Linked DNA regions of Homo sapiens: region 1 is linked to region 2. Evidence: read pairs that join two places in POLR2A ChIA-PET (ENCODE). Cell type or tissue: OCI-LY7. All regions are shown on one strand. Links, peaks and the distances in the headings refer to the core of each region. The heading gives the core; the rest is flanking DNA. Region 1 has its middle 13 kb from the start of ARHGEF3-AS1. Region 2 overlaps ARHGEF3 (Rho guanine nucleotide exchange factor 3).

What was found. ChIA-PET counts read pairs that join two places held together with the same protein. Peaks named below come from ENCODE experiments on the same cell type or tissue, not always from the same donor. Only the 100,000 strongest peaks of a DNase experiment are listed, where the experiment ranks them.
Region 1: POLR2A ChIA-PET joins it to region 2 with 10 read pairs; 8 of 35 experiments call an interaction of 5 or more read pairs at or near these places.

What each region holds. Positions count from the first base shown.
Region 1 is chr3:56,918,997-56,935,162 of GRCh38, reverse strand. It overlaps a transcript of ARHGEF3 not described here. Among named protein-coding and RNA genes, the nearest start is that of ARHGEF3-AS1, 13 kb to the left of the region's middle. In OCI-LY7, for the core only: no CTCF peak of the experiment used is centred there; DNase peaks (open chromatin) are centred at 6,292 and 10,912; H3K4me3 peaks cover 391 bases; H3K27ac peaks cover 2,074 bases.
Region 2 is chr3:56,741,988-56,758,153 of GRCh38, reverse strand. ARHGEF3 (Rho guanine nucleotide exchange factor 3) reads left to right here. Exons shown (of 10, transcript NM_019555.3): 3 at 3,003-3,173; 4 at 4,588-4,650; 5 at 6,758-6,854; 6 at 7,022-7,098; 7 at 12,692-12,949. Among named protein-coding and RNA genes, the nearest start is that of ARHGEF3, 52 kb to the left of the region's middle. In OCI-LY7, for the core only: no CTCF peak of the experiment used is centred there; no DNase peak of the experiment used is centred there.

The DNA of each region.
Region 1 (16,166 bases), core at 2,987-10,986, 180 kb before region 2:
ACACAGGGTGCTGACTGGTGTGTTTACAAACCTTGAGCTAGATACAGACTGCCAATTGGTGTATTTACAATCCCTGAGCTAGACATAAAGGTTCTCCAAGGCTCCACCAGAGCAGCTAGATACAGAGTGTCGATTGGTGCATTCACAAACCCTGAGCTAGACACAGGGTGCTGATTGGTGTGTTTACAACCCCTGAGCTAGACATAAAGACTCTCCACCTCCCCACCAGACTCAGGAGCCCAGCTGGCTTCACCTAGTGGATCCCGCAGCGGGGCTGCAGGTGGAGCTGGCTGCCAGTCCAGCGCCGTGTGCTCGCGCTCCTCAGCCCTTGGGTGGTCGATGGGACTGGGTGCAGTGGAGCAGGGGGTGGCGCTCGTCGGGGAGGCTGGGGCCGCACAGGAGCCCATGGAGTGGGTGGGAGGCTCAGGCACGGCGGGCTGCAGGTCCCAAGCCCTGCCCCGTGGGAGGGCAACTAAGGCCTGGTGAGAAATCGAGCGCAGCGCTGGTGGGCTGGCACTGCTGGGGGACCCAGTACACCCTCCGCAGCCGCTGGCCCGGGTGCTAAGTCCCTCATTGCCCTGGGCTGGCAGAGCCGGCAGCTGCTCCGAGTGCGGGGGCCGCCAAGCCCACACCCACCCGGAACTCCAGCTGGCCCGCCAGCACCGCACGCAGCCCCAGTTCCCACTCGCGACTCTCCTTCCACACCTCCCTGCAAGCTGAGGGAATGGGCTTCAGCCTTGGCCAGCCCAGAAAGGGGCTCCCACAGTGCAGTGGTGGGCTGAAGGGCTCCTCAAATGCTGCCAAAGTGGGAGCCCAGGCAGAGGAGGTGCCAAGAGCAAGCGAGGGCTCTGAGGACTGCCAGCACGCTGTCACGTCTCAGTAACTGCTCAGTAAATATTCTCTCCATCCCTGCTACTACTACTATTATGCTATATTCACTCAGCAGGAGCTGTGGACAACGTTGGTGAAGTGGGGCAAATATCCTGGGAAGGGAATGTGAGGACTATATCCATGTATTAGTCCATTTTCACACTGCTGTAAAGAAATACCCGAAACTGGGTAGTTTATAAAGAAAAGAGGTTTAACTGACTCACAGTTTTGCATTGCTGGGGAGGCCTCAGGAAACATACAATCATAGTGGAAGGGAAAGCAGGCACATCTTACATGGTGGCAGGCAAGAGAGCAAGTGTGTGAAGGAAGAACTGTTAAACACTAATAAAACCATCAGATCTTGTGAGAACTCACTCACTGTCATGAGAATAGCATTGGGGAAACTGCCCCCATGATCCAATCACCTCCCACCAGACCCTTTCTGTACATGTGGGGATTATGGGGATTACAATTTGAGAGGAGATTTGGGTGGGGACACAGAGTCAGACCATATCAATCCCCAAACATTTCTAGCATACTAGAAAAACTTTCCTTTTTACAAATAATTTTTCCATTGGGACATGGAGGCTCAAGCCTGTAATCTAGCAATTTAGGAGGCCAAGGCGGGTGAACCCTTTTGAGCCCAGGAGTTCAAGACCAGCCTGGGTAACATCGTGAAATCCTGTCTCTACAAAAAATACAAAAATTAGGCAGGTGTGATGGCACGCGCCTGTGGTCCCAGCTACTCAGCAGGCTGAAATGGGAAGATCACCTGAGCCCAGGAGGTCAAGGCTGCAGTGATCTGTGATCGTGTCACTGCACTCTAGCCTAGCTGACAAAGTGAGACACTGTCTCAAAAAAAGTTAAAAACTAAAAAAAAGTAAAAAAAAAAAAAAAAGAAAAGAAACATTTTTCCATTTTATAGAGTGATCAATTCAGACTCTAGGTTATGGAAGACTGAGTCTGGACCATTTGCTCTTTGTGTAAATGTGCCCTTAAATAAAAAAGACATTCCTGCTGCATATGGAGAGATGTACCAATTTAGAGGGAAGAAAGAAAATTTGTTGTGCAAAAAGCTATTGAATGAATTTTAAATGTAGTCTGAATATATTCTTGAACATTCTATGTATTCCTTCTGATAGGTGTTGACTGATGGTAATTCAGATCTTGTGTATCTTGTGACGCTTGGCAGTAGATTCGGTTCTGACTTTATTTTGCATGCATCTCTGTGTACTGCCGCAGACTGGTACTGAACTAACTGTTCTTGGCTTCTTAATCATGGCACCTTAGTTGCCCAATGAGAATATGCAACAAATGACTACATTCCTCTCATGTTTGCAGTTTTGATGTGGTACAAATTAACATCTTGTTTGGAAGGATAAAAGAAGATTATTTTGATAATGAGGTAACAGTTGAAATCATTGACCTCAGCAGGTCAGTCTGAGGATTGGAAATTTTTTAAAGCTTCAGAATTAGCATTTTAAGTGATAACTCAAAATGCTGGTGAGGGTACTGTAGGATGGACTCTGTCACAGGTGTTCAGTGGTAGTGTTACTTGGTCATCTTTCTGGAAAGCAGTTTGTTTATTTATGTCACGAACCATAAACATATGTAAGTTTATTGGCCCAATAATTCCACGACTAGGAATCTATCCCACAGAAGTCACCAGAGATGTGACTTATGCACGAAAATGTTTAGTGCTGCAGCAGTTACAATGACAGAAAAAAGTGGAAAAAGTGTGAATGCCCACTAATGTGAGGCAGTTGGTGTAAAGTGTGGTTTTGTTCATATGAGTTGTAAGTGACAAGGGGAGGTTGAGGAAGAGTTTTAATTCAGGGAAAATGTTTATTGGTATGTTTTAAGAAGCAGGAAACAAAATTGTATATACAGTACAATTTGGGCTATGAAAAAAAGCACTTGAGAGGATTAAAAGAAAATACGCTGAAATATTAATAATGGTTTCCTTTTGGGAAGTGAGGTTATACATGACTTTTTTTTGTTTTGTTTTGACTTTCGTACGTTTCTATGGGGTGCATGTATTAATTTTATATTTGAGGGAACAAAAAGCTGAAGTCATAAGACAAATATTTGAATGGCAATTTTGAGTGGAGTCTTAGGTTTTAAGGTTTAAGAATAAAAATCCTCCCCAACAGGCAACAGAAATGAATCTAAGTCAGAAATGCAATGAATTGGACTAAATCCCATGCTTACTTAAGATGGAATTTTAAAATATGGCATCACATATGTTTGTGGAGGAGTTTCAAATGTGAGAACTTGGTAAAAGTGAACTTGGAGGAATTTTGTCTTCTTTTTCTAACAGCAACAACAACAACAAAAAAACCCCATAAATCTTACTTGGATATTTGAGAGGGGAGGAAAGCACCTTGATAAGAATGGATACTGTGTACTCAGCCAAGAAAAAAATCATGGCTCTAAAGCAATCATCCTGGACCAAAAGATTCATATTCCAAGGAATTAATAGGTAGCTGAATGGTGGTGCCTCTCTGTGTTGGGCACATTATTTTTATGAGTTCTGAGTGCTTGCTTGGGACAGTACTTTGGAATATCACTTTGGAAAAATCAGAGAAAAATACCTAATATGGCAGCCTGTGTATTCCCCTTAATTTAATTATGAAACTCAGATAACTACAGATTGCAAATTTGGTTTTTTTAGGAAAAAGATATGTGGCTTTTTTTTTTTTTTTTTTTTTTTTTTTGAGACAGGATCTCACTCTGTCACCCAGGCTGGAGTGCAGTAGCACGATCATGGCTCACTGCAGCCTTGACCTCCTGGGCTCAGGTGATCCTCCCACCTCAGCCTCCCTAGTAGCTGGGACTGCAGGCACATGCCACCATGCCTGGCTAATCTTTGTATTTTCTGTAGAGACAGGGTTTTGCCATGTTGCCCAAGACAGTCTTGAACTCTTGGGCTTAAGTGATCTGCCTGTCTCGGCCTCCCAAAGTGCTAGGATTACAAGCGTGAGCCACTGCACCTGGCCAAAAAGATATGTGGCTTTTAAAAAATAACTTCCACCCAACAGTATGTTTCCCATCACGGAACTTGTGTAATTATAGTCTAATGTGTTTTTTCTTAAGAAGAACCTCTGCCAGGCATTAGGAAGTTCATCAGCAATTTCTCAAACTTCTCAAGGAGGGAAAAGCCTTGAGGTTTAGACTGGAATAGGTTTTTCAGGTCTACAGAATTGGTACAAATGGATCGGATTTGCTGTTCTTGAAACATAATAAAGCCTCCTGCTGCCTTATTCTTCCAGTCTTGATGTCATGTCATTTTTTTCTTCTTTTAAAAATATACTCATCTCATTATCCAGAGTGACTAAGAGGCGCAGCATATGTGCCACTAAAATACTTGTCCTCGATTCGCTCTTTCTTTTCTCCTGATACCTGTTGCTCAGGAAATGACTTACCCATCTGGTTTCATTAGTCATTCTGATGTGCTTTGTCAAATGCCCTCCATGGAGCGTGGTATTGAACATCATCTCCCTACCTCAATAAATGCCCATTTCCCTTCACTTACTACATGCATTTAAAAAATATATTTTAGGGTTTTGGTTTAAAGACTAAAGTTCCTTTTGCTTTATGTTATTTAGTGGCACTGAACTTCTTTAATATATTAAGAAATATTTCCACTACCAAACTCAAAGAGCAAAAGTCAAAAAAATGCAGTGAACAAGATTAGGAAAGAATCCTTACTTTGAGGCAAAGACAATGCAAGTATCTCAATTAATTCAACATCGGTAGTTCTCGTCAAAAATCTATCCCAAAATCTGTGCCTCTGTGTGTGTTGCTGGAAGAAACACGAAGTTTGCTTTCTGGGTGGTTTCCCTTCAGCTGCCTTTCATTCCTTATGCTTGACGCTGGTTTTATTTCTAGAAGAAACCAACCTTAAAAGTCTCTGGTTTAGCAATAGGAGGAGTTCAAAACATTTTCACCTGTTGTTAGTTGTGTTTGTTTAAACAAACTCATGCAACTATTGTTGCTTACAGCCACCGGGTTCGTTTCTGCTGGCCTGGCAGGGTTTGTGTTGGCAATGGTAGAGAGATGCTATCGGCATCTCATTGTGTACTGTTTGCATAACGGGACAGGACAGCCAACTCCAGCCATTAAAAAAAATGCTTTGGATTAGATGAATGGTTTTATTAAGGTACCTGTCAGATTGGGAAGGTGCAACTGTGACTGATGAGGACCTCCTGAAGAGGATCCCAGCCACAGCTGGTGGGAGGGGGGGGCTGGTAGTTGACCCAGACTCAGGAATGTGGCTGCACTGCAATGGGCTGGCCACCCAAGAGTGGGAGAGGGTCATCGGTGAGGGAGAGCACTGGCAAAAGCATTGTCAGTTGCATTGTCCTTTGGGGCTTCAGGTTTTTTATACCTCAGAGGATCTAGGGCTATTCCGGAAACATCAGCCAAGGGAAGCTCTACTGGATTTTCCTCAGTTAATAGCATCTACACAAGGCTTTCCTTCAAGAACAGTCATCCTGTTAGCTACTAATAAAATAACATAGAAGTGCTGAAGTTTTGAGCCTGGAAACAATAATTTTAAAGATACATAGTGTTTGAGTTTACTTATTTGCTCTTAGAATGAAGTCACCACTTGTCACCGTGACTATGGAAACATAGGAAATACATTTTGGGGAGTTCTGCTTAAGTCATTCCATGTCCCCTAGTAAGGTTCTCAAAGTGTGGTCCATGGGACATTAGTGGCAACAGAACCCGGAAGCATATTAGATATGCAGAATTTCAGGCTCCACCCAAGACCTGAAGCAGTAGCTGCATTTCATTGAGATCCCCAGGTGATGTGTGGGCACATTAAAGTTTGAGAAACATTCCGATTTTTAGGGTGGTCTAGATTCAGGTTGCAGATACTGTCGACTCAGTAGAGATTTCATGTGAAGCTCTTTAGTCAGGATTTGGGGTGATGGAAATTGGCATGTAAACCGTCCCTTCTTTCTGTAGCAGAAGAAAGTTGGGCTGTGATAAATTTCAGTTAACCAGGAGCCATGACTCTAGCCACTTGGGACTGAAATAATTAGTGCAAATCCTTCTGTAGTTCAGAATGAGTAGAAGAGGCCACAGTCAGGGTTAAAAACTCTGGTATCCCCCACTCTCACTCTCCTTTCTAGACCCTTCTTCCCCAATCCAGAGGACCCAAATTGCAGCCTTTTTGTCCTAGATAGGCCCTCCTGGAGGTCTCTCTTTAATGCAGAGGATGCCCCTTTTCTCACAGTGTGCACATAGTAGGCCTTTTGCTGACCTTGTGGGTGTCCTTTATTGTCCTGTGCAGCAAGGTCGCTATATCCTGACATGTGACTCATAGGCAAGACAGCAATTTCTGATAAGGAGGGAAGGGTGGCCATTCCACCTCCTCACTGAGGCCCGTGTGTTATGTAATGCATTTCCTGCCTTTGATTCTTTACCCATGTGGCCCTGCCTGTCTACTGTCCTGGCTGCTGTTTTCTTTGTTCTGCAGCAGAGGAATTCAACCTCTCTGGGGCTTAAATCCCACTCAACCCTGGCTGTTTCTTGGCACAGTTTTTCCTTAGGTGGCAGTTCACTGGGGGGCAGAGGCACATTTTCCAAACCCTGCTGTGTCTCAGTTCATCTAATATGTCTTCATTTCAAGAGAGATTTGGGCAAAGGCTAAGCTGATTACAGGGCTCAAGTGGAGCCCTGAGCACATTTCAGATCTGGAATGCAAATTGTTGTCTGCAGTAATTGTAGTTTGCACCATGGCCCTACTCAGCCCCCATGGTCATTTTCCTGCTGCAAAATAAGCAGCTTTGTGCTTTCAAAGTGGGAGGTAATGAGGGGGAGAGGAGCACCTAAGGGACATTAAGGAGTGTTTTCAGAGCCTGTCTGCAAGCCTGAGTGGGAGCAGAACGGACCCAGATGTGTGTAGGGATGCTGCCACTGAAAAGCTCTGTGACCATGGGCCAGGAACCCAACCTCGCTGAGCCTCAATGTCTTCTAGTCCTTGCTTCAGAGGGTTGCTGTGGTGATAAGGTGGCAATGATGTGGCAGGACACTCAACATGGTGCCTGGTATATAGTAGATGCTCAACAAGGGGGAGTTTCTTTTCACTGCCTACAGGTGCCATAAGCTTTGGGGTCTGCAGTGGGGAAACACGTGCCCTTCTTAAAGGGTGATTCCAGCACACATGTTGGTTAATACTCTCCTGCTCTGAAGAGCTTTGGTGCATCCTTCTCATGCTGCATGTGTCTGCAGAATTGAGGGCTGGCTTAGAGTGCTGGCTTGGGGTAGATTTCCTGCATGTCAATCTAGCTGTGTGCTGTCTGGCAATTGCTTAACGTCTCTGAACCTCAGGTTTTCTCATTCATAAAATAGACATCATAATCATTTTTGATTCACAGGTTGTTAGAAATATTTATGTAAAAACAAATGTAAAATTGAGCACCAGTGCTTGACACAAACTGTGAAGGCAGTACTATTGTTATCCCCTTTGCAGAGATGAGGAAATCAAGGTTTTTGTTTGTTTGTTTGTTTGTTTTTTATGGGTCAAATGACTTTCCCAACTCTGCAGCTCATATGCGGTACCACCTGGACTCTGGCCTAGCAGATTGGCTCTGTGGTCCATGGTAGGTATCCCTGACATTGAACCTCCAGGTGGTTGGAAATACTGCACAAACACACTTTAGGTGCCTGATCCTGGGGCTCCCCTCCTCAGACCCCTCATTTTTGTTGAAAAATTCTTTGTTAAATTGGGTTAAAGCAGATCATAATAAAATCACTATTACCATATTATATAATGTTACATATCGTATATTTAAAATATAAGTTTATGTTATATATTATACTTTTATATAAGATTATTATATGTAGTATCAGCAACAGCTATTTACACAGATTTGCATTGCTATTGGAAATGCCCTAGCCATTGTCAGCACTTATAATTGCTTTTTGTTGTGCCACATGGGGGCTTATTATCCGTCATGTTGCTGCAAAATTACTTGTTTATCTTATAGTCTCTAGGAAACTGCAATTGTTACTTACTATGTGCCAGGCACTATGCTCAATGATACATATTTGACTTATTTGATTCTCACAAGAACTTTTTGCAGTGGGTCCTCTTACTGTTCCCATTTACCAGAGGAGGAAACAGAGGCACAGGGAAGTTAAGTAAATGATCAGGGGTCACGCATTAAGTGACAGCACTGGGATTTGAACCCAGGTTATCTGGCTTAGAACTCCTATTCCTCACTTCTGTGCTAAACTGCCTTCCTTTATTTCTGGTCTGTGTTCTGGTTGCTATGCCCTCACCACCCCGGCTGGCTTGGCATTTCCAGACCTCTGGGGCTGCACACTTAACACAGCATTCCCTGGGGCCTGTTACTAAGTATGAGTCCCTCTCAGCCTCAAAGGGTCATTCTGGGGACTCCTCCCACCCCTCCCGGGGTATTCATCCAACCCAGGAGGCTCTTTGTGGCTCAACCACACACATTCTTTTAAAAAATAAAAATCAGCTTTTCATTTTAATGATGACACAACCCAGAGGTGAGGTTCTTGTTATCACACTGGGGGAATCTGGGTGATTGGAGTTGTAAAATCAAGTAGCTGGGGAATTCCTTGTTTTCTCCATAAATTATCCATGTGAGAGCTCTGTGTAATTTCACATTACAGGAGGGAATGGCTGTGTTTAACTCCTTCTGTTGGAAGGGCAGACTTATTTCACTTCTTACTCAGCCAGGAGAGGGAGTTGGAAAGCATAGAAATGGAACTTCTTGTTATTACAATTCCTGGCTTTCAGCAAATATATTTATGTTTGTGTACTTTAAAAATACATAGGAAAAGCATCTGACTAGTACTGTATTCTATGGCCATGGCCACTGTTCTTGACAAAAAGAATTTCTATCTGGTCATGCAGCTGTTCTGGCTGAGAAACTTGCCCTGGTTCCCCATTTCCTGCAGGGTGGAGTTGGAACTCCTTCCTTGGCTCCAAGCATCTCATCCCTGGCCTTCGCATCCTGTCCCTTCCATAGACCCCTTGACTGTCTCCTCGCCTCCTGAATGAACTTTGCTGTTCCCACTTCTCACCTTTGCGCTGACCCCCCTCTCCTCAGCCTGGCAACTCCTATACATCACTGACAACCAGCTGGAATGGCACTGTCATTGGGGAGACCCTGAGAATGGTCCCTGGCTTCTTCCTCTGCAGCCTAGTGCTTCGAGGCTGTGGGAACCAGCAGGTTGAGCAGTGAGCATTGTGTACAGGTCTGCGTCTCCTCTGGCCTGTGAGCTTCTGAGGTATTTTTGCATGCCTGATGCTTTGAACACAGAGCTGGGCACATTTCTGTTGAACAAAGGAAGCTGGTCTCATCTTTACACATGTCAGTCTGCATTTCTTCCCCAAGAAGGGTTTTTGGGTGATGGGTAGAATACCAGGTGGGAGATTGGACCACCAGCCTCCAGGCTCCATGAGAGCCAGGCTGTCCTGTGGCTTTGGTGCCTGCACTGTGGCCAGTGTGTATTCAGTCACTGCCTGAATGAGTATTGTGGTAAGAACCTGTGCTGCAGGCCTAGACTCCAGTCCTTATTCCATTACTGCCAAGCTTGGCACATTGGACAACTTTTTTTAACCCTTCTGAGCCTCTTTCCTCATCTATAAACTAGGGATAATAAAAGTACTTATCTCATAGGGTGGTCATAGAATTAAATTAGCTTAGCCTACCATCTGACACATAGCAAGCCCCCAGTCAATGGTGGTTCGTATTGTTGTTAATAATGAAGTGGATTGGTTACAGGATGTGATAAGTAGTGGGAAGGAAATCAGTAGGGTATCATGATAGAGAATAACGATGGTGGGGTATAAGGCATGGTCCTATAGACAGCCTGGTCAGGGAAGCCTCCTGTGAGCTGAACTTGAGTGATGACACAGCTGAGTTAAGCAGAAAATGAATTTATTACAGTGTCTAGGGTAGCTCAGAGAATTTCGGAAGGACCAGGGAAACAGGGACAACTCCAAATTATACCACCAAACAGTTATTGTAAAGACACTATTGCTACCACTGCTGGGTAGGTGTAGACGCCATGGCTTGCACCACCAATGCTGGTTGTAGGCTGTGGCTACCCAGTCTACCCTTACTCTGCCTCTGCAAGCTGCCACCACCCTCGCAGAATGGGGTCTGCAGCGGCCCTGCCGCTTTGCATCCCAGCACATGATTGGCTGAGCCTGCTCATGTTCTCATGCTGTGGCTGCAAGGGAGGCTGGGAAGCAAGTGTATGGCACTCTCATCTCCTCTGGTAGAATGTGGGCTCTGGTTCCTGAGTTGGGGAATTCCCCAAAGCTAGCCAGGTAGGGGGTTCAGCTGCAGGAGACTCAAAGGGTGACCCTTATGTCAGAGGCATGTGAACAAGAGCAACTCCATCTTGAATAGGAGCTGGGTAGCATGAGGCTGAGACCTACTGGGCTGCATTCCCAGACAGTTAAGGCATTCTAAGTCACAAGATGAGATAGGAGGTCAGCACAAGATACAGGTCATAAAGACCTTGCTGATAAAACAGGTTGCAGTAAAGAATCTGGCTAAATCCCACCAAAACCAAGATGGCAACGAGAGTGACCTCTGGTCATTCTCACTGCTACACTCCCACCAGTGCCATGACAGTTTACAAACGCCTTGGCAACGTCAGGAAGTTACCCTATATGTTCTATAAAGGGGAGGCATGAATCATCCACCTCTTGTTTAACATATAATCAAGAAATAACTGTAAAAATGGGCAACCGTCTATGGAGTAGCCATTCTTTTATTCCTTTACTTTCCTAATAAACTTGCTTTCACTTTACTCTCTGGACTTGCCCTGAATTCTTTCTTGCATGAGATCCCAGAACCCTATCTTGGGGTCTGGATCAGGACCCCTTTCCTGTAACACAGAGACTCATGGAGTAAGGAACACGTAGTGTCGCTGGGCCTCAGCAGCTTTCATCTAATAGGCAGTGGTGCTTTAAGAAAGGCCTGACTGCTTTCCTCTTAGACAATGATTTTTTTAAAAAGAGTGCTGAATTTGGAAGCAACTAGTTCTCAATGTGATGAGAGGCTAGGAACTATTTTTTACACATCATTTAGTTTGTGCAGGTGTGGGGTAGCATGTTTCTCCCCTGTTTATCACAGACTTGCATTCCTGTTGGAAATGCCCTAGCCATTGTCAATGCTTATAATTGCTTCTTGTTACAGCCACGTGGGGCTTATTGTCCATGATTTTGTTGCAAAGTTTATTGTTTATCTTATACGGTCTCCAGGAAGCTGCATGCGGAAATCTCTCAGCCTTACCAGGAAGTCTGACTTAAAGGGACAGCCTCCAGGGCAGAGCCCTAACTGGGAGGAGGTGCTGAGCTTCCAACCAGGACCAGTTACCTTGGGTGAGAGTTGGAAGCCCTTTCCACCTGTCTCATTTGGTTTGCTATTTTCCAGTGTTTTGGTGATTCCTTTCTGATTCTGAATTAAGGGAGAAAAAGTGGCAATACCAATTCTTCATGTACACATGAACACACCCAAAACATAACAAAACAAAAAACCACTTTCACTGGTGTTTAGGCAGAATGAACACTCTGAGTCATGGGACACACATGCTTTTAAATCTCTTGGTTTCTTGGGGGTATTTTCATAAAAGTCTTGAACTTTCTAGATGGATACAGGGATTTCAGGGAAGTCAGCATTGTAAGATTAAAAAAATAAATATGACTTAAGTTTTAACTATGCTCTCATTTTTTTTCTCTATTGGAAGGAAGAAGGGAAATGGGAAACTGCTAGTTTCTATTACCTTTTTCTTAGATGCCCAGTTGACAGTCAAATCAGGATAGAAAAATCAAACTCTGGATTTCAGATTTGGTACTGCTTTTCAATTTGCTAGGAGGAAAATTTGAACCAGTTTCCATCGTTACACCAAAAAATTTCCTCTTCTGTTTGAAAAAAAATAAATTATTACTGTGCCTTTGTCTTTTAAAAAATATTTTATTATGGAAAAATTAAAACCTATACAAAAATAGAAACAATAGTATGATGGCCCAAAGTTCCCATCATCCATTGTTCTGCTTCTTTTTTTGAGACGGAGTCTTGCTCTGTTGCCCAGGCTGGAGTGGCACGATCTTGGCTCACTGCAACCTCTGCCTCCTGGGTTCAAGTGATTCTCCTGTCCCAGCTTCCCGAGTAGCTGGTATTATAGGCACACGCCACCATGCCCAACTAATTTATATATATATATATATATATATATATATATATATATATATATATATATATTTAGTAGAGATGGGGTTTTGCCATTTTGGCCAAGCTGGTCTTGAACTCCTGACCTCAGCTGATCCTTCCGCCTACGCTTCCCAAAGTGTTGGGATTACAGGCGTGAGCCACTGCACCCAGGCTGTTCTGCTTTTAAATACATATGTCAGTTAGTATCCTACCATCCTCCCTGCAACCTGCTAGGGATAAAGGAGTCATTCCTGTTTTACAGATAAGGAAACTAAAGATCAAGGAAATTAAGAGTGACTTACCAGGTCATTCAACTAGTAAATGGCAGAGCCAAAAATCACAGAGCCCAAATATTAATTTATTGTTAACTATTCCAGCCAGATGGTTTTTCCCAGAAATTATCCCTAAAGAGTTATCTGAAGTCAAAATAATGGTGAGAAACTTTTTAATAAGAATGATTCTTGCTTTTGTTATATATTTTTAACTTGGAAATTCGGTGTGTCAAGCATTGTTTTTTGATCTAGGCAGATTACTTTTAAAAATCCTCCTGAGTATTCATGTAAGTGTCAGAAATACCCCTCCCTCCCACCCCCATATTCAGATTTTCCACTTCCAACCAACTTTGACAGTGCAATGCCAAATAGTAAGTCTCATTTCCAAGTAAGGAAGCCCTTTGGCTGATAGATATCAGCTAATCAGTTTTTAAACTTTTTTTTCTTCCTAAAAATTGTGCAGAGGTCAGTAACCCACAGACAGGAGTTTCACTTTTAACTGACAGTGTAAGGAAGGAGACTTGACAGTTTCTTGAAAAAGCTGCACCCAGGGTGTTTATGTTTCTAAGAAATAAACTGGATGAGCTTATTTGCAAGCGGCCCCTGTGTGCTTCATGCAGAAATTCTTCAGGTGGCCCTTGCTTCTTGTGTTAGTCAAGGAGGCAGAACCGCAGCGGCCAGGCCGGTGGCTGCTTCACAGCATACATCAGCTTTCCTTTTTTTTTTTTGCATTCACTTTTAAAAATAGCTGCCCATGTATCAGTTGCCAAAATAATGTGAGGAATCTGGTTATAAAAGTTCAGATTTGTTTAGAGAGAATAAAGACAGAGCTCAGGCGATTGCTTGTAACAAAACCAGTAAGATAAGCACTCAAGATTAGCCATGACTAGCAATCGTTGAGACTTCCATGTTCCAGCATCATTTATTTTTAGTTCCTGTGTTGAAACCATAGATGAAGACTTTTCTATTTATTCATTCTTGACCTTGAGCAGCCAGGTCTGCTCCCACATTCTTCTCATCATTTTATAATCTTGTTGAGCTGGGATACTAAGCAGGGCTCTCCAAGAGCATCAACATTTTCAAATGTTCACAGTCTCTTGAGTTGAACCACCTTGAGTCCAATAGGCCTTGGCCTGGGAAAGTGTCTGGACACCGCTGCTCCATTTGTCTAGAGTTCATGGTGAAGCAGGCAGAGGAATTGTTCAGGTTTTACTTGGATTAACCACCCTTCCAGCTTTGAGGAGTAGATAAAGACATTCAATAAAAGTGCATGACTGTGAGCAACTCTCAGGCTCTAATTTGATATTCTTTTTATTTCTCACTGGCTTGCTGTGCTTTATGCCTCCCTGATAACCTAGTAACACCCAAATTTTGTTTTTCCTTAGTGTTACCTGAATTTGTTTTTGAATTTTTGTTTTTCCTTAGTCTTACCTAAATTTGACAACAGTCTTAGAAACCTAAGATCTGAGAACTAATAATCTTATGATGTTGGAACCTTGGGTAAGCCAGTGTGCAATATATTATTTTAATTTGGTCACGGCTACCATCCCATTTGAGATTTTTTCCAACCTTTTTTTTTTTGGTCTTTTTTTTTTTCTTTTTATGGAGAATAGGGTCTCACCATGTTGTCCAGGCAGGTCTTGAACTCCCGGGCTCAAGCCATCCTCATGTCTCTGCCTCCCTAACCACTGGGATTACAGGTGTGAGCCACTGCACTGGCCCATGAGTTTTTTTTTTTTTTTTTTTTTTTGAGATGGAGTCTCGCTCTGTCACCCAGGCTGGAGTGCAGTGGTGCAATCTCGGCTCACTGCAAGCTCCGCCTCCCAGGTTCACATCATTCTCCTGCCTCAGCCTCCTGAGTAGCTGGGACTACAGGTGCCCGCCACCACGCCTGGCTAATTTTTTTTTGTATTTTTAGTAGAGACAGGGTTTCACCACGTTAGCCAGGATGATCTTGATCTCCTGACCTCGTGATCTGCCCGCCTCGGCCTCCCAAAGTGCTGGGATTACAGGCATGAGCCATCGTGCCCGGCCTTGGCCATGAGATTTTTTTACTACCTATTTTTAAATTCAGTTTGTGGAATTTTAAAATTTGAAGTATCAAATGGGGTATGTTTAAAGACCTTGAAATTCCCTTTCCAACTGTAAGATTTTGTGACATTTCTGGCTTGTTAAGTACAAATAAGAAAGACATTAAGGAACCAGGATAAAGTTCAAATGGAAAGAATCATCGTTGCTTGCCAACTTTTAATGAAGAAGTAATTCTGCTAAAATCTAAATATTTTATTTTATGTAAATGAAATTCTCACAACCCTGACGAGTATGTTCCTTATAATATCTTTGGTAAGGAAATTGCTTGGAACTTCTCAACAGAAAATACCCTCAGATATATCGAACAAGAACACAGGAAACATGGTTCTGGTTCTAGTGATACCATGACACTTTTGGTGACACCTTAGTTAGGTCCCAGTTTTGGTGCTAATCTCTTTAGAGCCCAACAAGAGGGGTTGTTACCAGTTTGGTTATTTAACCAGCTGTGGGAAAACAGGGTTCATCTTTGCATCGTAGGCACCCTATAGGTAGTTTCCTGTGTATAAATATATGATTCAACTCTATATACTGAAAGAAAAATACCATACCCTGAAAACCTATGCCCCCAGAATTTTGTAGGTTTTTTTCCCCCTTTTAACATTTCTCTCCAATCTATGTAGAATTTATGTTGGATGAGTATGAAGAAGGGCTTTAAAATGAGGCTTTTCATTCCAAGAGGCAAGTGAATTGTCCCATTGTTAGCGATCCTTCTCTAGTGGTTTGTGCTCTAATATGTCAGATTCTTGAATATCCCAGAGCAGGTTTCTCGCTGTGTCTTCTGAGGGCTGTATGCTTGTAGCAGGAGCTCTGAAGTAAGCTTGCTAGGCCCCACTCCTGACCAACCTCACCACCTCTAGGCCACGTGCCATGGGTAGGCGTACACCACCTTTTTGAGTCTCAGTTTTTTTAAATCTGCAAAAAGAAAGATAATAATAAGGCCTACTTTGGGACTGTTGTGAGGATCACGTGGGAAAATACATGGTAAGTGCTCATATTAAAACATAAAAAATCCTTAGTCGCTGTGGTTTCAGTAATTGTGGCTGTATGATATGTTAATATCCACACACAGGTGCACTTTCATCATGAGTTATCAACATTGGCAGAGGTAAGAGGAATGGACAATGAGAAGTGACATTTCAAGTGTATCTTTCGTATTTGCTAAATGTCCACAGGGCAGGTGGCTAAATGAGTTAATTTCCTTCCATACCATAGCATGCTCTGCAGTAAGAGGTCAAAAATGTGCGTGACAGGGAAAGATGCCCTGGATGTTAAATGAAAAAAGAAGCAAGTGGTAGAACAATGTTATCATTCTATTTTTGAAAAAAATAAGATGTTACACCCAGCAACTCGTGTTTTTAGACAGAAGGAAATGTCTGGAAGGATTACCACCAGAGGGTGCAAACTGGTGGCCCCTGGGCCAAATGTAGCCAGCAACTGTGTTATGTGGCCCATACAGTACTTCTTATGGTGATGAATAGTTGCCAGCATTTACAAATTGAGAGATTTTACATAAAACCCTGAATTTCAGGCTTCTATTGAAAAAATTAGAATGTCTGCTCACCCTGGATGATTAACCCCTTAGGAACCCGAAAAGCTGGAACTGACCTAAGACAAAAACTCTCAGTGGTGCCCCAGTGCCCACCTGGCCTTTTCTTTCAGGTACCTGACCCCTGCTCCTAAATCCTTTTGGGTTTATGAACCTCTGTCTACGTCTGGC
Region 2 (16,166 bases), core at 3,967-11,966:
ACCTACCATCACGTCCAGCTAATTTTTTTTGTATTTTTAATAAAGACAGGGTTTCACCATGTTGTTCAGGCTGGTCTTGAACTCCTGACCTCAGGTGATCCGCCCGCCTCAGCCTCCCAAAGTGCTGGGATTACAGGCGTGAGCCACCACGCCCGGCCATTTTAGACACTTTGGGAGGCCGAGGCGGGCGGATCACGAGGTCAGGAGATGGAGACCACCCTGGCTAACACAGTGAAACCCCGTCTTTTCTAAAAATACAAAAAATTAGCCGGGCGTGGTGGCAGGTGCCTGTAGTCCCAGCTACTTGGGAGGCTGAGGCAGGAGAATGGTGTGAACCCGGGAGGCGGAGCTTGCAGTGAGCTGAGACTGCGCCACTGCACACCAGCCTGGGCGACAGAGCAAGACTCCATCTCAAAACAAAAAAAAAAGGCTAAAAATATATAAAGGAGGACAGAAATCACTCATAATGTCAACATGAAACAACAATAGAATTTTGTGATGTTCCCTTTATATCTTTGCTCATGTGCATTTTTTGCATAACTATAAAATGTTCACATATAGATTTTTAATCCTGATTTTATTTTAGGCTACATAGAAGGGGTGTTTACATTTTAAATTATCTCTGAATTGTCTAGATAATATTCCATCCAGCAGGTAATTATAACTTTTTTTTTTTTCTGAGACGGAGTCTCACTCTTGTCGCCCAGACTGGAGTGCAGTGGCACGATCTTGGCTCACTGCAATCTCCGCCTCCTGGGTTCAAGCGATTCTCCTGCCTCAGCCTCCTGAGTAGCTGGGATTACAGGCACATGCCACCACGCCCCGGCTAATTTTTGTACTTTTAGTAGAGACGGGGTTTCACCATGTTGGCCAGGCTGGTGTCAAACTGCTGACCTCAGGTGACCCACCCACCTCGGCTTCCCAAAGTGCTGGGATTACAGGCGTGAGCCACTGTGCCCAGCCACTTACAACTTATTTAACAATGCCCTTATGTTGAATAGTTCCTTTTAAAATTTTTCTTTACTTTCTGGAATTTTATTGTTGAATCTCAAAATAACTGGGAACTACCTTAGAATGCCTTTGTGATGAAGGCTCATATGTCATAAGCAAATTCAATTCCTGACCTCAGGAAGTTTCTAGTTAAGAGCAGGTGACCAATAATTATAATCAAGTATGATCATTGCTATATCAGAAGTATGTCTGAATTGCTCTGGGGGAGGAGGATGGGAGAATGTTGGTGAAGACTTCTTAGAGGAGGTGCTGTTTGAGTTACATCCCGAGGGCAGTTAAGAGTTAGCCAGCTATGGCCGGACACAGTGGCTCATGCCTGTAATTCCAGCACTTCGGGAGGCCGAGGCGGGCGGATCACGAGGTCAGGAAATCGAGAGCATCCTGGCTAACATGGTGAAACCCTGTCTCTACTGAAAATACAAAAAATTAGCCGGGCGTGGTGGCGGGCGCCTGTAGGCCCAGCTACTCAGGAGGCTGAAGCAAGAGAGTGGCGTGAACCCAGGAGGCGGGGCTTGCAGTGAGCCGAGATCGCACCACTGTACTCCAGCCTGGGCGACAGAGCAAGACTCTGTCTCAAAAAAAAAAAAAAAAAAAAAAGCCAGCTATGAAGTGATGGAAACACATTCCAGGAAGAGAAGATTGTTTGAAGGGAGTACAGAGGGATGGCAAAGCATGACATATTTAGGGAATGACAGATAGCCTAGTATGGTTGGAGAAATGGAGGCTCATGGATGAGTGGCAGGATGGGATCCTAAATATGGAGACTGTGGTCAGATTACAAGAGACTTCCTGTGCCAAGATGAGGAGTTGAAACTTCCTGCTGAAGGCCACAGAGAGCCATGGCAGGGAACACTTCCTAAATAACAATGTGGTTTTGGAGCACAGCAACCTCATTGCTTTGGCAAAGTCTCCAATAAGTGTGATGAAATCTTCTAGGATGAAGACTGAAAATGATGCACTCAGCTTTCTTCTGGATCATTTGTATTTGTCATGAAAAGCATTTTGGTAGCATGTTTAAGTCACACAGGTGGACTTCTGCGGCCTCTTTGGGAAATAGGAAAATACCTCAGGGACAGGAATCATGTGCTGCAAAGATGGTATTTAGTATGTGTATTAGTCAGGACTTTTCAAGTTGACAGAACCCCAACTGAGATAATAGAAAGGGAAATGTCTTTCTATATGTAATGAAAATGTCTAAGGGTGGTTCTTTCTGGTTTCAGGCACAGTGGGATCCAGAGGCTCAAGCAGTATTGGTAAAGCTTGCTCCCTTCCTGCCTCCATTGGTCACTCCATCCTTCATTCTGGGTCTCTTTATTCTCTCCTGTAGCAGACAGATGCTTCTGTGTAACTAGGGAGAGTTGCTGCTGGAAGGCCCTGCTTGTGTTCTCTCTTGAACTCACAATCCCAAAGGAATACTCTTTCCTCCTTTCTCCCGTAACTCATGTGACAAATTTCAGGGAATCACATGCCCATCCCTGAACTAGGATGGTGGAATACTCTATTGGTCAGGTCTGGGGGTGCCCACCAAAACTATATGTAATAGGATACCCAAAGTTAGTGGGATTCTATTTATAGAAGGAGGAGAGTAGGAGTACTGGCCAAATGTTTGAATAAATAAAGGCCATCCACTATTGTTATCTCTGGTTCTTTTAAAGAGGGGAGATGTCCACTGGAAAAAAGTAGAGCTCATCACGTATCCAAGAACTGCCTTCATGCGTGAGTTTGGCCTGATATGTGCTTGCACTATAGTCCACTTGGTATCCAGGTCACACAGAACAGATACTCCCAGCACATGTTCCAAAGCAGCCCCCTGTCCAATTTTCCTTAGCACGTAGGCTCAAGACAATGCCCCACTTCCCAAAGGCCTTGTGGCAATGTCCTCTTTTTCTTTCACATATATGATTTATGTTCCGTCAACGACAGGAAACTGCTCAAAGATCCACCCAGTCCTGCCGCTGCCCCCGTGATGGTTTGTTTTTCTCATTGTTTAGCGCTCCATTAGCTTCCGCAGTGAGAGCCGCCCTGACATCCTCGCCCCCCGACCCTGGTCCAGAAATGCCGCCCCCTCGAGCACGAAACGGAGAGATAGCAAGCTGTGGAGTGAGACCTTCGATGTGTGCGTCAATCAGATGCTTACATCCAAGGAAATCAAACGTCAGGAGGTAGGCTCGGGGCCCATGGAGCTGGCTGTGTGTCTGGAACAAAGGTGCATTGCAGCGTCAGCCATGCTGGAATTTGCGCCTTAGTCTCCAAATCAATTCTTCATTGCGTTTGCAGAAGGATAAACAAGAGTGTCTGACCTTGGGGAAGGAACTGAGAAACCAGAAACCAGCTGGGAGGGTGTGGCCCCCACTTTAAAAAGAAACTGATGTGAAAATATGAATTTACAAGAAGATGAAACCAAGTGTCTATTTAGGATTCTGAAGTTCACAAAAATAATCATTTTAGTTATATTTTGTTAGCAACTTATAGACTATTTTAAAATATTTAGTTTACATAGCTTTGATTCAGCTTCATGGAAAACTTCCTTTCTATAGAATCCAGTTAATTTCATTCCCGGTAAGTTTTCTGTATCAGTTGCCCTAAATGACTCTGATAATATTACCCTGTATAGAAGAGCTTGTTTAAGTGCTTGTGCCAGGCTGTGCTGAGCACTTCATGTGTGCATCATCTGATGAGATCCTTGGAGTATCCAGCTCAGGGTTGTGCCTCCACCTGCTTTGTCCTCAGTTTACCAAGCAGCCCCAGGTGGAGGGAGCTTTCAAAGCCTGACCACTGTTTCCCTATATCCTGAAACACAGTAGACCCTGAAATATCGTTACAAACTTGTACTCCTTTAATAATGTAATGTTTGCTGACAGTTTGACTTCCCAGATGGAAGTGAAAGAGTGTTCTGTGCATCATAGCTCTTTAGCATGATGGCTTAATAGAGCCAAATTAGAAACGGTCCATTTACCTACTCTTCCACACAGCCAGCGCCTATAATTTTATTTGTTGTACCTGTGGGGCTGAGAAGTGGTTTAGAATGAATTAACTTCACCAGGTTGTATTTGGAGTGATAAAATGTTGGATTCTTCCTACAATCTCAGCCTCAAGGCAGTGGATAATACAAATAAAACTTTCTGCTGAGATTCGCCTTCTGTCGAGTAGAAGAAAAAGTGGGGATGGCCCAGTTAATAATACTGCCACATCCATTATCTAGAAGAGCCTCTGAATCACTTCTTATGATGGCCTCTCACAACAAGGGTACCAAATCCATGGCTCACACTGTAATTATTTTACCTAAAATAGTTCCCTCTTGTTCAGCTGCATCAAAGTTCTGTAACATGAAAGATGACTTTTTGGACTAGAAATGTGTAGAAACTTTCTCCCACAAACAGAGAAGCACAATATGCAGCAGTTTTGCAATATCTTTTCATTGCAGGTTTAAGCATAGATGCATTTGCTTCAGGTTAACGTAACTTAAAATACTTAAATATGTAAATTTGGGGTTTTGAGTGGTGGAGCCAGCACTATTTGAATATGGTCTTGTAAATGAAGGGAGAATTCAGTGAATATGTTTATCTTTCCTTGCAGGCGATCTTTGAGCTTTCCCAAGGAGAAGAAGACTTGATAGAAGACTTGAAATTAGCAAAAAAGGTAAATTTAAATCCAGCAGTCACTTGAGTCAAGTCACATTTTTTTTCTTGAGTAATTTCACAACCCTAAAGTGGTGCTTCGTGAGAACTGTCTTTATGACTAAGACTGGTCTGCTACCACACACCAAGCAGTGGGGAAAGTGTTTCAAAACAAGAGGGCAGAATAGCTCTCCAGACCTGGCACCTTTAGGGGTTTACCTCTGTATGTCTCTAATGCATGTCAAAGAATACTTCAGCCTAAATCAGAAAGTGTCCATGGAGGCCTCGCCTTATGTATATTTCATTGTCCTAGAAGTCTCATATGTAGGACTCTTTGCCCATAGGAGAGAATGTGTGCATGTCTGAAACTTGAACTGAGTCTTAGAAATAAAGCCATTTGAATCTCAAAAGTGAATAAAGTGAAATGAGGCAATTGCATACTATCATATAAGTTGGGGTCTTTTATATAGGAATTTGTTTTCTAATCAACATTTTGTGTGGGGAGGAGGAGGACAACAAACCTTCCTCAAAAACATTTTCGTTCCAGTGGCACAGCCCCCCAACTCCATGGCTTGGAGGCTAAAATCCAGACTCCTTCATCTGATATTCACAGCCTCCTCGAAGAATCACAGGGTTGGAAGGCTACATCCCTTCTTTTAAGGGTTTTTAGTCTTTCTGCTAAGATGAAATTCCACCTCTAGCATTCCTGAGAGATGGCCACCCAAGCTTTGCTTGGACACAGCCAAGAAACTGAGTTTTAGGCAGAGCTGGAGGAGGAGGAGATCAGAGAGGACAAAGAAGTTATTTCACTCTGAGAGTTATCATGCTGGTGTCTAACTCCCCTTTCCTGCATCAAGATTTGCCAAACTCAAGCACCTTCAGGTGTTTCCCAGCCATCCTTTTGCTTATGGTGGCCCTACCTTCCTAGAAACTTTTCTCTTTCGTTTCAACCATTCATATCCACCCATCCTTCAGGAACCAGCTCAAATCTCAGTTTATTCTTACATAACATTTATTGCCTCCTTCTCTGTACCAAGCAGCTTATCTTCAAAACTTCCCTTGGCCACTCCAGCTTTAATTCTCTGACCTTCTAGAGCAGTTTTGATTTGATGGCTTTTTGCTGTCTTGTGACATCAGTCTGGTTTTTAATCTTTAATTTTTAAACATAAGCCGGGTCCGGTGGCTCACACCTATAATCCCGACACTTTGGGAAGCTGAGGCAGAAGGATCACTTGAGGTCAGGAGTTCAAGACCAGCCTGGCCAACATGGTGAAACCCTGTCTCTACTAAAAAATACAAAAATTAGGCTGGGTGCTGTGGCTCACGCCTGTAATCCCAGCACTTTGGGAGGCCGAGGCGGGCAGATCACGAGGTCAAGAGATCAAGACCATCCTGGCCAACATGGTGAAACCCTGTCTCTACTAAAAAGTACAAAAAAAAAAAGAAAAAAATATTTTTTAAACATAGATTTAGTTTTCCATGAGATCAGAAACTAAAATATAAACTAGAAAATATTTTAGTTTTTCTTATCTTCCCCATTAGCTTTATAAAATTCCTTGAAGGTAGGAGACTTTTAAGTCTTTGTGTTCTATTTTAGTGCCCTGGGTATAACTGTGTATTCTTGTTGTTTAATTTTCTCTAGTAAGAGGTGATAGGATTATCACCTTTGCTCTCTTTGTTCAAATCAGTAGTAAAGGATACCAATCACTGTTTCTTTCCTCTTTTTCTTTATTTTAAATATGTACTAATTGAAAAAAGAATCTGCTAGTAGCTAGTTTTGAATAAAGTGGGATTTTTTTAAGAGGCAGGATCTTGATTTTGAAAACATTTTAACAGTCAAATCTGTTCTATACCTAGGATTTGTGCTCTTTCCTAGATATATGACATACTAGAATAAAAAAGCTTTTGAAAAATCTGCTTTGGTTTATCAACCACAAAGGCTTAAGGCAGTGCTGGTTTCTCCTCTCCTCCAGCCACACCTCTCTGCTGTTTCTGCAGCTTTATGGGAGAAGTTGTTAGAGAGCCAGAAGTTTTGTTATTGGATAGGACCTCTCAGGAGCCACTTACATGAACAATGTACTTCCTCTGATTTTAAACATGTGCTTCCATCTCTTGCCGTTTTTGTGCAGGCCTATCATGACCCCATGCTGAAACTCTCCATAATGACAGAACAAGAGTTGAATCAAATTTTTGGAACACTGGACTCTCTAATTCCTCTACATGAAGGTATAATTTTGTTCCCAGGATGAGTCGTGACTTGTAGCCTTAACTGAGTTGTCTTATAATGAGTGAGTGATTATTAATTGCCTGCAATGTGAATAACCCAGAACCTACTTCCAGCCCTGTTCATATTTGAATGCCTAACAAATAAGCATCTGTTTGTTTTTTGCCAGAGCTCCTTAGTCAGCTTCGAGATGTTAGGAAGCCTGATGGCTCGACTGAACATGTTGGTCCCATCCTCGTGGGCTGGGTAAGAAAGTTCTCTGGTCTTTATTGAAGATAAATTTCAATAATATAGATGGGAGTTTCATTTTAGCTAGACTTTTTTTATTTTTATTTTTATTTTTTTACAAATGTTGGTTTCACATCAGAAAAAAAAATCCTAGTAAAATTTTAATTAAATTTAAGTTTTGTATCTTTAAAGCATGAAAATAGTTTTTTTCTTATTACAAATTTATTGCATTTAAAAGTAACAGGGCCTTTTGGAACAAAATAAGTAAAGGTACACATGAAACTATTACTAGTTTCGTATCAAAATAAAACTAGTTAATATTCCGTCAGGCCAATCGCTAACATAATATACTCCAATAAAAATTTATTGACATATATCCACTACCAAAAAAAAAAAAAAAAAACTTGTCATGCTATTAAAAAAAAATTCTCATGGTCAAAATGCAGTTTTATAAACAAGATCATAAGTAAAGGTTGCTAATGTTTAGCATATTAAAAAAAACTTTTTAGGCCATAAAAAAAATCTCATGGTCAAAATGTAGTTTTATAAACAAGATAATAAGTAAAGGTTGCTAATGTTTAGCATATATACCATGCTAAGTAATTTATAGGAGAGCTGGGTATATGGTGACCTTCATCCTAATATAATCCATTCCTTTTCCTAATTAAATAAAAAGAAGTAAGCTGTGATCTTAGATTAGGAGTCATAAATTTATGATCCTGGGGCTGGATTTGTGTTTTATTGTGTACTTAAAGTTGTTTGTTTCACTTACGCTAGACAAGGCGTGTGCTCTTATTTTGCCTCAGTCCCCACCGCTCCCTATTCTACACATTTATGTTTCCTTCTGTGAGTGCTTGAATGGTCCACCCCAGTTCCAGGTGTTTTTCATTTGTTATAAAGCAGATAATGAGAGGAGATTACTTTGCTGACTTATTCCAGGCAAGATTAGGTCTCTCATCACTCTGTTGCTCACAGTATTCCAGAAAAATAGGCAGGAAGTACCACAACAGCTAATATTAGAGATTATTTCACTGTTTGGAGAGTGTTGTGAAGGTTATAAATCCTACTGTTGCTATGTGAGTTCTCTTTATTCCGTTACATCTGCATTTTAATCTTCCTAAAACCTTTCAGTTAACATGCCTTGATAACACATAGATGTGCAGAAAGTTTTAACATTGATCTTTTAACTTACGTTTCTCAATGACTGCCTTGATCAAGATACTTGATGAGAGTTTCATGACTTAAATAGCTTTAGTTCAGGAGTCAATTTTAGCACCAAGGCTGAAATATCCCAAAGGTATCCGAAAGGCAAGTAATGTTCTAAGATGAATAATTTAGAAAATATGCCTTAATATTTCAAGAGAGATCATTCATCTTATATTTTTGACTTTCATTTTATTATGAGCCATCGTAGATGTTTTAACTTCTTTAGCCCACAAAGAAATTTCTCCAAAGAGAGCCAGCCAACCGGAGACAGACAGAGACAAAGAAGGTATAATGAGTAGAGAGTGCCTCAGTGTCTCTTAAACTTCCTGAGTCTGTGGACTGCTTTGATATGGGGGTAAATGGAGCAGTTAGGCCACACTCCAGAATTTGTAGGATAACTCCTCTGCTTTTGATGAGACAGCAGTACAGGACTACATGGTTTCCTTAAGCATCATATGCAAATTGTCAGTTTATGCCAGAAGCAAAATTGTAGGAATTTGCCTTGTTAGTAACTTTTTGCTGAAATAAACATTTGTCACGTTTATTAGAAAATTGGTTTGATCTGGGAGCAGCTTTGCAGTCATTTTCTGTACATACCCAAAGGAAGTGTGACCATGCTGGCCCATTGCTATCTGGATGCTTCAGACATCAAATGAGGACTTGGATCTTGAAGAGCAGCCTAAAATTAAACAACTGGCCCGTTGTTGCCAGACTTCGTGAGAAATGGCCCTTATTTATCAGGCCTGACAAGCTGTTAAATGTTTTTCCTCTTTTAACTGCAGATGTGTCCGTCTGAGTGGGAACAGTAAACCTAGGGGTACATATGTTTGAGTTCTTGTATTTTTAACAGAACAAAATAAACATCTTAGTGGACTTTGGATGAGAAGAGTCCCATTCGACCCATGAAAAATTGATTTATTTTCTCCGCAAAGGAAAAAAGGGGGGTGGGGGGGAACCCTTTTAAACAAGTGAGCCTTCCAAGTGGGACAGCCCTGGCCAGTCCTTTTGACCTTAGAATGAATCAATTACTTTTACTTTGAAGACCTTAAACAGAGTGGTTGCTTTTTTTCAGGGAACTACCCCGGTTACTGAGAATCAGTGTCCCCGCTCCCTAATGGGTCAGCCTGTTTGAGTAAGCCTTCCCTAGCATAAAGAAACAACTTCCCAAGTGACTTATCTCTATGCCAACGTTTTTTCAATGATGAAATACTTTATAAGCTCTCCAAGGCAGAAAGTTCTCATGTTAATTTGTTGTCTCACTAAATTTTAATTCCCAGGAAAGAGCCAGAGTACATGGAAGCAAAAAAAAAAAAAAAAATAGATTTTTTCACAATATTAGGGGGATAAAAGAACTTCTTTAAAAAGTGAGTTTCCCTTATAAATTCTTGATAGTCTATTTAATAAAGAGATGGTGAATAGTTCAGAACTCTGAGGGTAAAGGGGAAGCAAGAACAAGCTTCAGACTCTCGTTTTGTCTCCAGCTGAGCAAGTAGCTTTGGTTCTCTAAACGACAGTTTCTTCAATAAAAATATTCTAGGGCCCAAGCACAGTGGCTCACGTCTGTAATCCCAGCACTTTGGGAGCCTGAGGCGGGTGGATCTCTTGAGCCCAGGAGTTGGAGACCAGCCTGGGCAACATGGCGAAACCCTGTCTCTACAAAAAAAATATTAGCTGGCATGGTGGTGCATGCCTGTAGCCCTAGCTATTTGAGAGGCTGAGGAGGGAGAATTGTTTGAGCCTGGGAAGAAGAGGCTGCAGTAAGCCATGATCATGCCACTGCTCTCCACCTGAGCAACAAAGGGAGACCCTATCTCGAAAACAAAGAACTTCTTGGGACAAGTAATAATAGCTAGTACTTACTGATTCTATATCAGAAGCCAAGCTCCATGCTACACATTTTGTATGCTTTACCTCATTAAGGGAGAGGGGGACATTAGTATATACATTTTGTAGGTGGAGACACTGAGGCTTGGAAGAGTCACTGACAGCTGTGTGAGTTAGGCTTTGAACCTGATTCTCCCTATTACTGAGTCTGTCCTTTTTTCCGAGACAGTCTCTCTCTGTCGCCAAGGCTGGAGTGCAGTGATGTGATCTCAGTTCATTGCAACCTTTGGCTTCTGGGTTCAAGCGATTCTTGTGACTCAGCCTCCCAAGAAGCTGGGATTACAGGCATGCACCACTATGCCCGGCTAATTTTTATATATTTTAGTAAAGACGGGATTTTGCCACGTTGCCCAGGCTGGGCTCAAACTCCTGACCTCAAGTGCCTCCCAAAGTAATATGATTACAGGCGTGAACCACCGCACCCGGCCTAGTCTCTTTAACTGCATTTTCACCTCTCATTCTGAATAAGGGAGTGTCTGTATTTGAGAACCAGATCTTGTACATTATTCACCCTGTGTAGTTAAAGATCACTTGGGGCCTCTCCTAGCCGGTGACTGAACCAGATAGCCTTTCAGGTCATGCCCAGGAAATGAGCACCCTGTCAGGTGAGAGCACAGGACCAGAGCCCCATTTGGTTGCCATGGTAGCAGGGCAGCAGGATCACAGGGAGCAGTGGCCCATTGGACAGTGAGCAGCAGTGTGGTCGAGGTTCCTCACTAGTTTACATCCAATGGTTACTGCTGATTTGTTTCTTCCTAATGAAAACATTGGGCATTTCCAGATCTTTTTAAAAGGTGAGGAAGTGGAAATTAAATGAAGAGGGCCTGAGGCCCTTTTTAATTAACTCTGAAAGTCTAAATTACAAGCCACAGTACCACGTTTGGGTTCTCTCTCTCTCTCTCTCTCTCTCTCTCTCTCTGTGTGTGTGTGCGCGCATGTATAAGTACCAATTATCATTACTTTCAAATAATAATAGCTAGTACTTACACAAATATAAGGTTGAGGGAAAAAATGTCTGCAACTCTTTAACACAAGTAGAGATTTTTAATAACATGTAAGGAAGGTAGACATTTCAAAGGAATGTTAAGCTCAATAGTAAGCTTGTAAAATATTACTTTCCTGGTATCCTTTTTATGGTTTCAGTCACTGAGGAAATAATTTCAATAAGAGGTGTAAAAGCTGCAGCAGAGTATTTAAAGTTTCAGATGCTGCCATACTTTATTTATTTTTATGTATTTATTTATTTTTTTTTTTGAGACAGAGTCTCACTCTGTTGCCAAGGCTGGAGAGCAGTGGCATGATCTCGGCTCACTGCAACCTCTGCCTCCCGGGTTCAAGAGAGTCTCCTGCCTCAGCCTCCTGAGTAGCTGGGATTACAGGTGTGTGCCACCATGCCTGGCTAATTTTTGTATTTTTAGTAGAGATGGGGTTTCACCATGCTGGCCAGGCTGGTCTTAAACTCCTGACCTCGTGATCCGCCTGCCCCGGCTTCCCAATGTGCTGGGATTACAGGCACGAGCCACTGCGCCTGGCCGCCATACTTTATTTTTAAGCAAGGTTCACAAACCATCAAATATTACCTAATCTTGTAATCCATTAAACATGCATTTATTTGTTCATTCAGAACACAGAGTGTCTGCCATATAGTAGGCCCAATGCAAAGTAGTGAGGATACAGAAATGAAAGACACTCCTTTGCCAGTGTCTTGCACTGAATCCCTCTGAAGAGCAGGTGTTACAAGGGACTAGGGCTTCCTAGTACAAGAGAAAGAAACAAAAGCAGTTAGGCCATTGGCTGCATTTGATTGCTTCTGGTAACTTTCTGGAGGCTGATAGCTCTTAGATTAGAACACCAAGGCAGAAAAAGTGGATGAGAAGCCTTTTCCGTTGAATCTCTGACATGGTATTTGCACAGTGTGACTGATGGGATGTGTCAGAGAAATTAGCATTTTGCTAGAATGAAGGCAGTGAAGGTTAAATGTTCCAAAGTCTTTAAGCTTAAATTGTTCGTTACATAGTATTGTACAGGCTCACGCCTGTAATCTCAGCACTTTGGGAGGCCGAGGCGGGCGGATCACGAGGTCAGGAGATGGAGACTATGCTGGCTAACACGTTGAAACCCCATCTCTACTAAAAATACAAAAAATTATCCGGGCATGGTGGCGGGCGCCTGTAGTCCCAGCTACTCAGGAGGCTGAGGCAGGAGAATGGCGTGAACCCGGGAGGTGGAGCTTGCAGTGAGCCGAGATAGTGCCATTGCACACCAGCCTGGGTGACAGAGCGAGACTCCGTCTCAAAAAAAAAAAAATTGCTTTGTGAAAGCAAGCCAGAGCCTAAGAAAATTGTCCACTGCCTGCCATGTTGAAGATTCCACTAGTTTCCTCCAGCCATGCAGATAAAGGAATGTCAGCCAGACCCAGAGACCAGTTAGGTGTTTGTTCAGTCCCAATAAATGATGCCACCGTAGCCTCAGAGCTCAATTATTTTGACATTCCAACCTTCTCTTTCTGTTTCCTTCTTAGCTCCCTTGCCTCAGCTCCTATGATAGCTACTGCAGCAATCAAGTAGCCGCCAAAGCTCTGCTGGACCACAAAAAGCAAGATCACCGAGTCCAGGATTTCCTACAGCGATGTTTAGAATCCCCCTTTAGCCGCAAACTAGATCTCTGGAATTTCCTCGATATTCCAAGAAGCCGCCTGGTAAAATACCCTCTGCTTCTCCGAGAAATCTTGAGGCACACACCAAATGATAATCCAGATCAGCAGCACTTGGAAGAAGCTGTAAGTTTGTCTGTTTCCTTCTCTCTCTTCTTGTTATTTCCACCATAATGGCTGGTGGATTGGGTCAGTGGGTGAATGGAAGAGTCCCTGGGTACTTAGTACTCAGGAATCTTGGGTTCCAGGCCTGGCACTGCCATCAACCATGTTTTGATTTTGCAAGTCACTTCTCATCTTTCTGCCTCAGTTTCCTAAACTGTAAAATGCAGTGCTTACATGAAACACGCTGTAAGGTCCCTTAGTAAAATTCTTAATTTTATACAGGTGACTCTAATCTGGTGTTACAGTTGCTGTCTGTGAGGGACAAGATCTTTGTGTATATTTTAAATTTTGTTTAGTTAGAAAATAGTAAGTTGCCTTTTAGCCTAGCCCCAAAACTCATTTGTGAAGTGGACATCCATTTAAAATCTAGCTCCATTTAGCCCCCGATTACAGTGGCTTGCCTTGTCAAACCTCCTGCTCACTAGTGGGATCCTCACTCAGCAAATGTTTGTTGAGTGTGGGCCAGGCACGATGGCTCATGCCTGTAATCCCAGCACTTTGGGAGGCCGAGGTGGGCAGATCACTTGAAGCCAGGAGTTCAAGACCAGCCTGGCCAAAAAAGCAAAACCCTGTCTCTACTAAAAATACAAAAAAAAAAAATTAGCTGGGCGAGGTGGCATATGCCTATAATCCCAGCTACTCAGGAAGGTGAGGCACAAGAATCGCTTGAGCCTGGGAGGTGGAGGTTGCAGTGAGCTGAGATCACGCCACTGCAACTCCAGCCTGGGCAACAGAGTGAGACTCTTGTCTCAAAAAAAAAAAAAAAAAGGTTTATTGAGTGTGGGCTGGGTAATCTGGGAAATATATATTTTTCCCTAGCAGCAATAGAAGACGAGGAAAAATGGGGTGCACATCATGAGAATATTGTAAACTGTGAGCATTCCACCCAGAGAGCACCGTTCTGGTTGAGGTACTCTGCATGGTAGAGATGGCAGATGGCAGGCCACGGGGAGCGGGTGGCCTGAGCAAAGGTATAAGGAAATGACAGGACAGGTCGTGCCTGGGGAATATCATGGATCAGTTGGCCTGGGGTTAGGGGTCCTCTGAGAAAGCAGCAGGAGAGAAGACAGAGGATGTGGGTTCAGATCTGGTTATAGAGGTTTTTAAATATCAATTTAAGAGATTTTTTCCTTTGTCATGCAATTAATTGAAGTTTTTTTTTTGTTTGTTGGTTGGTTTCTAAGTAGCTGGGATTCAGGATTCAAATCCCAGCTCCATCATTTACAAGCTCTGTAACCTTGGACACATACTCTTGGTAGAACAAGGGACTGAGGAGGAAGAGACTGGTGATAGGGATGCAAGTTGGGAGGATGCTGTCCAGGTGTGAAAACCTGATCAAGGAGGTGGCAGTGGGGATAGAGGCTAGCAGACCATTCAAAGGGCTCATTTTCTGATTTAATCTGGGACAATAATAGAAGGAGGATATGCATAGGTAATTTGAAAATCAGAAACCTTGAACCTGCTGAGCAAACTGCCTATTTCCTCCCAGATAGGGGTTTAATAATAAGTAGTAGTAACAACAATCATGGTAATAATTGCTGGCATTGAGTATCTAGTAAATCAACTTTATGTAATTTGCCTCATAGGTTATGTATCTCATTTAACCGTCACAACAGCCTAGGAGATAGCTGTTCTTATTAGGACCATTTTCCAGATGAGGCTTAGAGGGGTTAAATAGCTTGCCCAGGTCCACAGCCAGCAAGTGATGCAGTTGATGTTCAAACCCTGTCAGTGTAGACTCCAAATCCTGTGCCCTTCAACTTCTTTATGATTCTATACCTTGATGCAGAAAGCCTGCCCACTACTTTGAGTTTCTGTTGCCTTTGTAATTGTGGAGAGCTGTCTGGTCACCAGCCTCACTGGTGCAGAACTGGGCTGGGTGCCTCCAAGTAGGATAGAAAAGAAGAATAAAGGACCCTCTTCTGATTCATGAGGTATTCAATGTATCTGGCAGGCCCAACACAGAGATCAGGCCCCCAGTCCAGCACAGATGGGGGACGCAGTCGCTGGGGTTGAGGCCCATCTCACTTCATCATGTCTGTTTTTATTACTGGGAAGAGTGCGATAGAGTTGCCTCCTTTCCATATTTCATCCCAGCAAGTGTGTGGTCTGCAGGAATAAAAACAACAGGGAGCATGAGCTACTCAAAGTCATGACTTTTTTGAAGCATGGGAGCCTGTTCTGAGTTACTGTAAAGATTTCTTTTTAATATGGAGCATGAAAGAATACTGTTCTGTTTTTTTAAAAAATACCCAGTGAGCTAAAGTTTGAATTTAAAAACAGATAAGAATATGATTGTGTGTAATTCAAAATGATGTGCCAGTAACCAGTTTTCCTAGTGCATAAAGTATGAAGCTGTTTTCAAAAGTTCACTCTGCATCTAGTTATTCAGGCAGATCTGTGCATGAAACATGGTATACCTGCATTTGAAAATGTCTGCAAAGCAAGTCTTCCAAATGCCTACTTACACAGTATACGCACAGGATTTTTTTTTTCCCTTTACAGAATCCTCATAGCATTCATTACCCCACATGAACAGAATTATTTAGCCCTGTACTCTTGGGTGCATTATGAATGTTTGATAAACATAAAACATAAAACAAGCACCAATATAGCTTGACAAATATCCCATGAATAAATTTCCCATCAATGAAAAGGGAAAAATCAGAGAGCGCTAAGTAAATTGCTTCCGTTCCAAGAGAGTTGATTGCATTCATACCTATGATTAGATCTAAAAAGAGGTCTTGCCTTTAATGCAGTGCCTAAATTACCACATCTTTATTAGAATTTCATAATAATGCTTTGAGGGTTGATAAAAATTTTTCTCAAAAGAGAACTTCTTAAAATAGGAGTTTGGATATTCAGATATTCCAGAGAACTTGGTTGTTTAGTGTTTTAAATTCTAAGAATTTTTCGGCCAGAAAATGATCCTGCAGAGCATCCCTTCCCCCCACCTCACCACTATTTCTCAACTCCTAAAAAAAAAAAAAATCACTGAAATCAGTGGGAAAAACAGTCCTGCTTTTGATGCAACAGCCGTGAAGACTGCTATTCTTGGTTCATGGCAGGAGCCAGTGAGTATCATGGCACAAGGGACCAGACAGTCAGGGCTTTCAGAGTCCACTTTGAGGATGATGAGTCCAGCACATGTGAGCTTAATCTCTGTACTGTTACCAGG